2 separate regions of the Mus musculus genome follow, and region 1 is linked to region 2. The links are chromatin contacts, found by POLR2A ChIA-PET in ENCODE. All regions are on one chromosome and are shown on one strand. Each heading gives the region's core, a stretch centred on a gene start or an enhancer-like site at or near the end of the contact. The rest is flanking DNA. Distances are from core to core; before and after follow the strand shown. Region 1 holds the start of Nr1h2 (nuclear receptor subfamily 1, group H, member 2). Region 2 holds the start of Josd2 (Josephin domain containing 2).

Evidence for each region. ChIA-PET counts read pairs that join two places held with the same protein, here RNA polymerase II (POLR2A).
Region 1: POLR2A ChIA-PET joins it to region 2 with 13 read pairs in Patski. The contact joins the promoter of Nr1h2 here to the promoter of Josd2 in region 2. POLR2A ChIA-PET finds 5 or more read pairs at or near these places in 3 of 5 experiments (Patski and embryonic stem cell).

What each region holds. Positions count from the first base shown.
Region 1 is chr7:44,551,796-44,555,590 of GRCm38, reverse strand. Nr1h2 (nuclear receptor subfamily 1, group H, member 2) reads left to right here and starts at 1,626. Exons shown (of 10, transcript NM_001285517.1): 1 at 1,626-1,782; 2 at 1,883-2,012; 3 at 2,837-2,894; 4 at 2,971-3,084; 5 at 3,346-3,636; 6 at 3,732-3,795. The coding sequence starts at 2,855.
Region 2 is chr7:44,466,341-44,470,459 of GRCm38, reverse strand. Josd2 (Josephin domain containing 2) reads right to left here and starts at 2,480. Exons shown (of 5, transcript NM_001205071.1): 1 at 2,270-2,480; 2 at 1,491-1,653; 3 at 1-48. The coding sequence starts at 1,636. It overlaps Aspdh (aspartate dehydrogenase domain containing), which reads right to left. Exons shown (of 7, transcript NM_026690.1): 3 at 3,905-3,989; 4 at 3,647-3,796; 5 at 3,355-3,575; 6 at 3,127-3,281; 7 at 2,709-2,817. The coding sequence ends at 2,774. Mir7052 (microRNA 7052) reads right to left here and starts at 113; the gene lies at 49-113.

The DNA.
Region 1 (3,795 bases), core at 377-2,876, 86 kb before region 2:
AGCTAGAATGGCGAGACCATGCTTTTAAAAGGGGGTGGGGGTTAAACCAGGTAGTGGTGGTATGCACTTCTAATCCTAGCACATGGGAGGCAGAGGCCTTGGCCAACTCTCTTAGGAGATGAAGGCCAGCCTGGTCTACAGAAGCAGTTCTAGGACAGCCATGGCTACACAAAGAAACCCTGCCTTGCAAAACAAACAAATCAACAAGAACAACAGTGGCCGGGCGGTGGTGGCGCACGCCTTTAATCCCAGCACTTGGGAGGCAGAGGCAGGCGGATTTCTGAGTCCGAGGCCAGCCTGGTCTACAAAGTGAGTTCCAGGACAGCCAGGACTATACAGAGAAACGCTGTCTCGAAAAAACCAAACCTAAACAAAACAAAACCAAAACAACAACAACAAAAAACAAAACAAAACAAAACCAAGAACAACAGCAACAAAAGTTAAGTAAAAGCAAGAATTTGTGCTTAATAAAGATTCCCAACTGTCCATAAGTGGGGAGTGCGGAGAAACAATCTCTGAATGTTTTCCATCTGAGATTCACACAAGTATTTCAATCTTTTGTGAAAAAGCTGGTATTATTACTTTTATGGGAGAGGGGTTGAGGCTACTTGTTTATTCACATTTAGCTGATGGCCAGGTCTCACTTCCTAGCTCAATTTGGCTTCCAACTAAAAGCAATCCTCTTGCCTTGCCTGGGTCTGTTTGCTTATTGCAGGCATGGGTCTGCACCCAATTTGCCTTTTTTATATTTACTTCTTCCTATTATGAAGCTGAATGCAAAAATAAATTCTTGTATAAAAAAGTTCCTGGGCTGGAGAGATGGCTCAGCAGTTAAGAGCACCAATTGCTTTTCTGAAGGTCCTGAGTTCAAATCCCAGCAACCACATTGTGGCTCACAACCATCCGTAATGAGATCTGATGCCCTCTTCTGGTGTGTCTAAAGACAGCTACAGTGTACTCACATATACATAAATAAATAAATCTTAAAAAAAAAAAAAAAAGTTCCCGAGGCGGGGACATCAAGAGAGTCCAAAGTGAACAAGATCCAGAATCAGGACATGTGAGGAGGAGGAGAAGGAGAAGGAGAGAGAGGCGAGCCAGGAGAGTAAAGGACCCAGTAACCAAATCGGCTGGATTATAAAGGGAAGGGCAGCCCAAGCCCTGAGCTGGAGAAGTTTAAGGTATGAAAAGCCTTTAAGCTTTTTAGGCTTAAAACCATCCTGTAACCATCTTGCCATCTCCAAATTTAAAATATTTAGAACCAACATACAGGGCTGGAAGAGGAGCTGCTACCGCAATAATGGGGAGGTAAAGGCAACAGGCTCAGAAGTTTAAGGCCACCCTTGAAATAAGAGATCCTGTCTCAAAATCAAGACAAAAATTTTTTTAAAAAGCAGCCATGCAGCACCGCTACAAAAGTAGAGAACTTTAAACTACTCAAAAAGGTTAAAACCTGCTTCGTTAGCCACCTGCGAAAAGAAACGAAAGAACTTTCCGGAACTTTTTTCTGAGTCCCAGAGGGGAACTACCAGAAGAAATAAACTTCCGGTGTGCCACTTCCGGCCGAGGCCTCACAGTCGGTGGCGCCCTGGCAGACCGGAAGTCTGTCACCTTTCCCGGTCCGCCTACTTCCGGAAGTGACGCGCAGCGGGGTTGCCGGAAGAAGTGGCGAAGTTACTTTTGCTTTTCGCTCAGCAAGCGCTGTTGCTTCGAGCTACTCCCAGGCTTCTGAAGTTACTTCCAAAGTGCTGTGGAGGCACAATCACCGGTGCGGACACAGAGGCAAGTGCGCCGGGCGGCCGGGCAGGTGGGACTGAGCCCGGTACGCGGATCGCCGTGGGTCCCGCTTAGCGCGCGCATCCTTCCCTCACTTTCCTCGCAGCTCTCGCCTCCCACGGCCGTTTCCAGGGCAACAGAGTCGGAGACCCCCTGCGACCCCCCTCCCGATCGCCGGTGCAGTCATGAGCCCCGCCTCCCCCTGGTGCACGGAGAGGGGCGGGGCCTGGAACAAGGTGGGCGTGACTCTACGGGGCGGGGCGTAGGGAAAGCCTATGGTTGGTGGGCGGGGGCGGGACACAGATGGGCAGAAGGCCTGCTGTAGATAGTCTGTGATTAAAGGCTTTTGATTCTTGGGGCGGGGCCTAGACCACTGTTGGGGGGGATTGGGAGGGGCAGAGGCATGGAGGGCGTGGCACAGTGAAGACCTATAATTGGCTTTGGGGGAATGAGAGGGGCGGAGCCTAGGAGGAACGGGGCGGAATTTGGGTTTCTGCTCCAGAGTGGGAAGGGGTGGGGCCAGGGACTTGATGGGATGGGTAGGGTCTGGGGTCTGTATTGGGGTGCGTTAAAGCCTTGAAGGAGCCTATGGTAGAAGGGTAATGGTTGCGCCCTGATGGGAGAGGCGGGGCAAAGTTAGGATCTCCCATGATAAGAGCACAGTTGGTGCTCACAGAAGAGGAATAGAGTTGTTGGGCTCTCTGAGGTCATGATTCGTAGAGAGGTGGAAGGAGCAGTGGGCCGGGTTGGGCATGTTAAAGTGTGTGATGTTTATTAGGAACTAGGGCTGGGAGTGGGGGCTCAATATAGAAGTTAAAAACACTGAGGTGTGGCACAGTCTTGTAATGGCAGCACTTGAGAGGCCGAGGCAGGAGTGCGGAAGATCCCAGGACAGCCTAGAGTAGTGTGTTCCAAGATTTTGGAGGTGGTTCAAGCTGTTCAGCCACATAGTTCGGGTAGCCTGAGCTGTATGAGATCATGTCTCAAGAGTCCGTGAGCACTGGAAGAAGAGACACCCCTATTATGCCCTGTAATTGGCTGGCTCCCCTATGTTCAGCAGGCTGCTTCGTGACCCACTATGTCTTCCCCCACAAGTTCTCTGGACACTCCCGTGCCTGGTGAGTGACGGGCTTTCCCTAGCCAGCCCCTTCCACAGTGTTGGAGAAGCTCACTGTCCTGTCTTCCTTTTCCTAGGGAATGGTTCTCCTCAGCCCAGTACCTCCGCCACGTCACCCACTATTAAGGAAGAGGGGCAGGAGACTGATCCTCCTCCAGGCTCTGAAGGGTCCAGCTCTGCCTACATCGTGGGTGAGATGGGGAGACAGGAACAGGGGTGTGGGGCTTTGTGAAGGAAGGGCGGGGAGATGGTGGCCCCTGTCTTTTGGTCCGCTTTCCCTTCCTTTTCTCCCTGACACCGCCGACTCGTCCTCCGGAGCCCGCCGACCTGCAGATCTTTCCCTTGGCGTTGCAGCCCCGTCCTCTCACCCTCGCTTCGGGACCTCCCATGGCCCGTTCCCCGGCTGCTGTTTCTCTTTGTCGCTATCTCTCATGGCATCTGCTCACCCCAAGTCATCTTAGAGCCAGAGGATGAGCCTGAGCGCAAGCGGAAGAAGGGGCCGGCCCCGAAGATGCTGGGCCATGAGCTGTGCCGCGTGTGCGGAGACAAGGCTTCGGGCTTCCACTACAACGTGCTCAGCTGTGAAGGCTGCAAAGGCTTCTTCCGGCGCAGTGTGGTCCACGGTGGGGCCGGGCGCTATGCCTGTCGGGGCAGCGGAACCTGCCAGATGGATGCCTTCATGCGGCGCAAGTGCCAGCTCTGCCGGCTGCGCAAGTGCAAGGAGGCTGGCATGCGGGAGCAGTGTAAGCAAGGGGTGGGGCTAGAGGGAGAGCGGGTCACCTGCAAGGGGAGGTGTAAGTGAGGCTGAGGCCCGCCTCTGAGGCCGGCTTTCCCGCAGGCGTGCTCTCTGAGGAGCAGATTCGGAAGAAAAGGATTCAGAAGCAGCAACAGCAGCAGCCACC
Region 2 (4,119 bases), core at 1,231-3,730:
GTGCCCAAGAGACTGCGATGGGGGTTCAGCCGGGAATCTGGGGCTAGCCTGGGAAGGAGGGGGCAGAGCCAAGGTTTGAAATCCTGGAAAGGCCTCCACCTTCCCACATGATAGGAGAGGCCCAGAGCCTGGCCTTTGACGCGTCTCTCTTCAACCCCCACACAGTTTATCATCCTCACGTCCTGTTCTCCCTCCACCCCTGAGCCCTGTACTCTTAGACTGGCTAAGGCTTTATCTTTTCCCACTCAGAAACCCTTCCCAGCCTCTAGTCTCTCCCTCTAGCCTACCTTCAACTTCCAGGAGCCTGAGTTGCCCTGCTCCCTTCCTACTTCCACTTCTCCCGTGACTCCCAAGTGCTCTGGACAAAGTCCCTGCCCCTCCATTCTTCCCACTCGTCACGGTCTCTCTCCAGACCAGCTTCAGATGTCATTTCTTCTGGGAGAGGAGCCTTCAGACCCAAGACTGTGCTCAGAGTCCCTGGGTGATAGTCACATTCATGCCGCCATATCTGAATACAGAGTGCCCCTTTCTTTTGGGAACACCCTGCCCTACCCTGCTCAGAGGCATCCCTAGTGCCCTATCATCCCAGGACAGACGCCCACCTCCTCCAGTGGCAAGCAGGCCCTGCATAGCCTCAGCACCAGCTCTTAGCAGCCACCCATCCCAGATGTCCCTGTGCCCAAGCCTTCCCTCTAGCTCTCCCCAGCTCTGTGGCCCTGCTCCTCTGTAGGCCTGGACCCTTGGCGAGCAGTGTCAAGAGGGAGCCACTCATGTCTGCAGCTCTCCCAGCCTTCTCCCCCTTGTGACATCTGCCTCAGCTCGAGCTGCTCAGCATGTCCCTGGAGAAAGAGCTGGAGAAAGAGAGATGCGTATGTTCTAAGTAAGTCTGAAGTTTACAGATGAGGGCTGCCTGTGGATCTGGGCAAGGACTACAGGCTGGGGTGTCTATGTGCCCATAGAAGCACCCTGCAGCCTAGAGGTGGGAATGGGGAGAGAGATTCAAGAAAGTTTCTTACAAAAGTGATGGTTGAAATTGTGAGGCGCAAACAAAGGGACCAAGAAGGGGAAAAAAATGCCTTGTGTAACATGGGAACAGCCTGTTGGAGGCCTAGGAGTACATCGAAGGATGAAGCTGCAGAAAGGTAGGCAAGGACCCGAGCACACAAGGCCTTGAGTTCAGCCTGAAGGCCCGGGGCTAGTCCCTAGGAGTTCTGGGGAACCAAAGAGGGATAGAAGCAGAGGAGGGGGCAAGCAGCTGTGGGGCTGTGTGTAGGACGACCAGGAGAAGAAAAACAGACAGCTGGGAGGTTGTGACAGAGGCTCAGATAAGAGAGGTTGAGGCCAAAGCTGGGGCTGAGGCTGTGAGAAGCAGCAGGTGGGAGGGCAGGCAACAGCTCCTGGATCGGAGCCTTGGCCCTGCTAGGGTCCCAGGAAGGCTCCCGTGCCTCTCTGAGCCCTGCTCTTCCAGGGCGGGGAACAATGGCAGTCACCTCTTGCAGATTTCGTCGGCAGCCTCCTGGCTAAAGAGCTGCTCTTGAAGGACGTTGTTGAGAGCATGGACAGCACACAGCTCTAGCCGCTGCCGCTCATGATACACTGAGGGTGGACTCGGCCTTGCTTCCGGAGCCTGAGACATGCCCTCCTCAGCTCCTGCTGCGGGGTGGGACAAGGAGGTGTTAGGCACCTAGGATCTTGCTCATTCGGTTCTCTAGATTCCTGGGTCCCTGGGCAATGGACATTGAGATGGGCACTGGGGCTAGCTTAGGAGGCCGTGAGGCCCTGACCCTATTTCCCAGGCTGTCTCCAGAGCACAGAGACACCTTTTGAGCCCAGTCCTGGGAGTGGGGGGAGTAGAGGCTCTCATCTGCTCACCTGGCAATAGAGACCCACCCCCACTACATGTCTCCAAGCAAAAGGGTCCTGATCATCATCACCTAGCAATGGACTACCACCCCTTCTGTCCCTAGGAAACAATACCTTTTTAGTTCCCAAGCAACAGAACAACCCCACCCTCTGGGTATCCTGGTCCGTTTTCTGATCACCTAGCAATGGAGGACTCCTCCTTTCCCGTCTCTGGGTAACAGGGTCTCTTCTGGTCGCCTAGCAACGAAAGACTTCCCCTCCTCAATAACCAGGGTTCTCGCCTCCCTTCACCTGGCAACGAGGCCCTCTACCAGTTACTAAGCAACAGGAGCCCCCACCTTTTCCTGTCACCTGGCAACCAGGCACACTCCCACCCGCCTTTGCTTGTCGCCCGCCTGGCCCTCACCCCGCCGGCCTTTCTGCTCCCCGGGACCGACCGCTTTCGCATTCCCTAGGCAGCGACCGGGTGGTAGCACGCTGACTGAGCAGGCGAAAGGGACTACAGCTCCCGGCGACTTGCGCGCGCCGAACTGCGATTCCCGAAGGCCTCCGTAGGGCGTCTAAATAGGACGCGCAGTCCGGAAGTCCTCCGGGGCTGCTCTGCCGCGTGGGACTACAACTCCCATCGGACAAAGCAGCCAGTTCTCGTTCTCTCCCAGGGCTCACTGCTGCCTAGAGGTTTCTGGGAGTTGTGGTAACGAGTGATCTCGCGATAGCTTTCAGGGGGCTGGTTTGTGTATGAGCTCGCACGCTGCTGCTATGGCGTCATACTCAGTGTGTAGCTGAAGCGTGACGACATAGAGGTGGGGACAAGGAACCAAAGAGGCCAAAGAGAACAGTGGGCTGAACTCTGATGTTTACTGGGACCCATAGTTGTCAATATGACAGTAAGGGTAGTAGGGGAGGAGACTCAGCAGAGGTGGATCCCAGGTCTGGAGGTGAGCTGACAGCAGCCTGTGGGGAGAATGAAAAACTAGGATGACAACACAGACACATGCAGGTGGCCATGGTGGACGTGGGTTTTGGAAAAGGTAATGTGGTACAAGTCAAGGAGGATACTCAGAAAGAGATGTGGCATGTGGATGTAGAGACCTAGAGGGGGACCCAGATGCTGAGAGAAAGCGGGGCGGGGAAAGAGAGGCTCATAGAGCCTGGGAGTGAGAACTAAGAATGAGAAAAGACAGAAAACTGGGGTTGGGACACCCAACATGTGAGCTCTGCCGAGCACAAACGCCAAGGGACCCTTGGAGGGGCCTGCCGCACCCAGTAGGCTGTGCCAGAAGGCTGTAACAGTAGCAGAGCCGGTGACAGCGCCAGGCTGGGCTGGGTTCTCTCTGTGGGTGTGCACGGCAAAGCTGCGACCTGAAGGCCCTGGGGGTCCTAGCAGCTCCACATCCACCACGTGCATGTCGGTGAGGCTGCAGCCGGCAGAGAAGTGCAGTCAGTCCACCCGGAGTGTACACAGCTGTGCCACCTACGCCCTGTGCTTACCTAAGGTCAGCCACAAGCACCCCAATGACACGGTCGAAGCCTAGACTGGGGGCAGCCAGGGCAGCAGCTGCCATGGTGTTAGAGTTTCGGGGGGCCAAGGGACAGAGCCCACGCACAGGGCCCTCATAGAGCACTGTGCGGGGCCCACTACTGTGGGCTGCAGCCAGGGGTCCCTCCAGCCGGAAGCCATCAGGATGTGTGGCCATGGTGACTCGAAGGCTCTGGAAGCAATGGCAGGGTCAGGAGATTGAGACTCTTACATGTTCCGTCTGGCAGCCCAGACAGTCCTCACCTGGAGGCCTCCGGCTGCATCCAGTCTGCTGATGTCTTCACTGCCCCATAGGGCCCCTCGGGCCACAAACACAGTGTGGCCCCAGCGCTTTGAAGCCTCCAGGAGCTGCTGCTCTGTGGTCTGGTCAGCCAGAGCTGAGGGGGATCCCACCTTGGGACACGGATGGTAGAGAGAGGCAAGGCCAAGACCCAGATTACTGCTGGAGGGTGGGATGCAGCCAACACAGAGAGGGACTCACTGAGGGGCAAGGAGGCTCACCAGGAGGTTTGCATGGCGAAGGATTTGTGCCCCAGATTCATGGATTATTTTGGGGTGGGCCACTTCTACCACAAGGTCAGGGTGCCTAGGAAGAGAGACATGGAGGGGGAGGGCCTTGGAGAAGAGTCAGGTCTCCTGTCTCCCAGGTCCTCAGGGTTTGGAGGGATAGCACTGCTTACCCTGGCTGAGGGAGGGGAGTGGGATAGTGGGTGCAT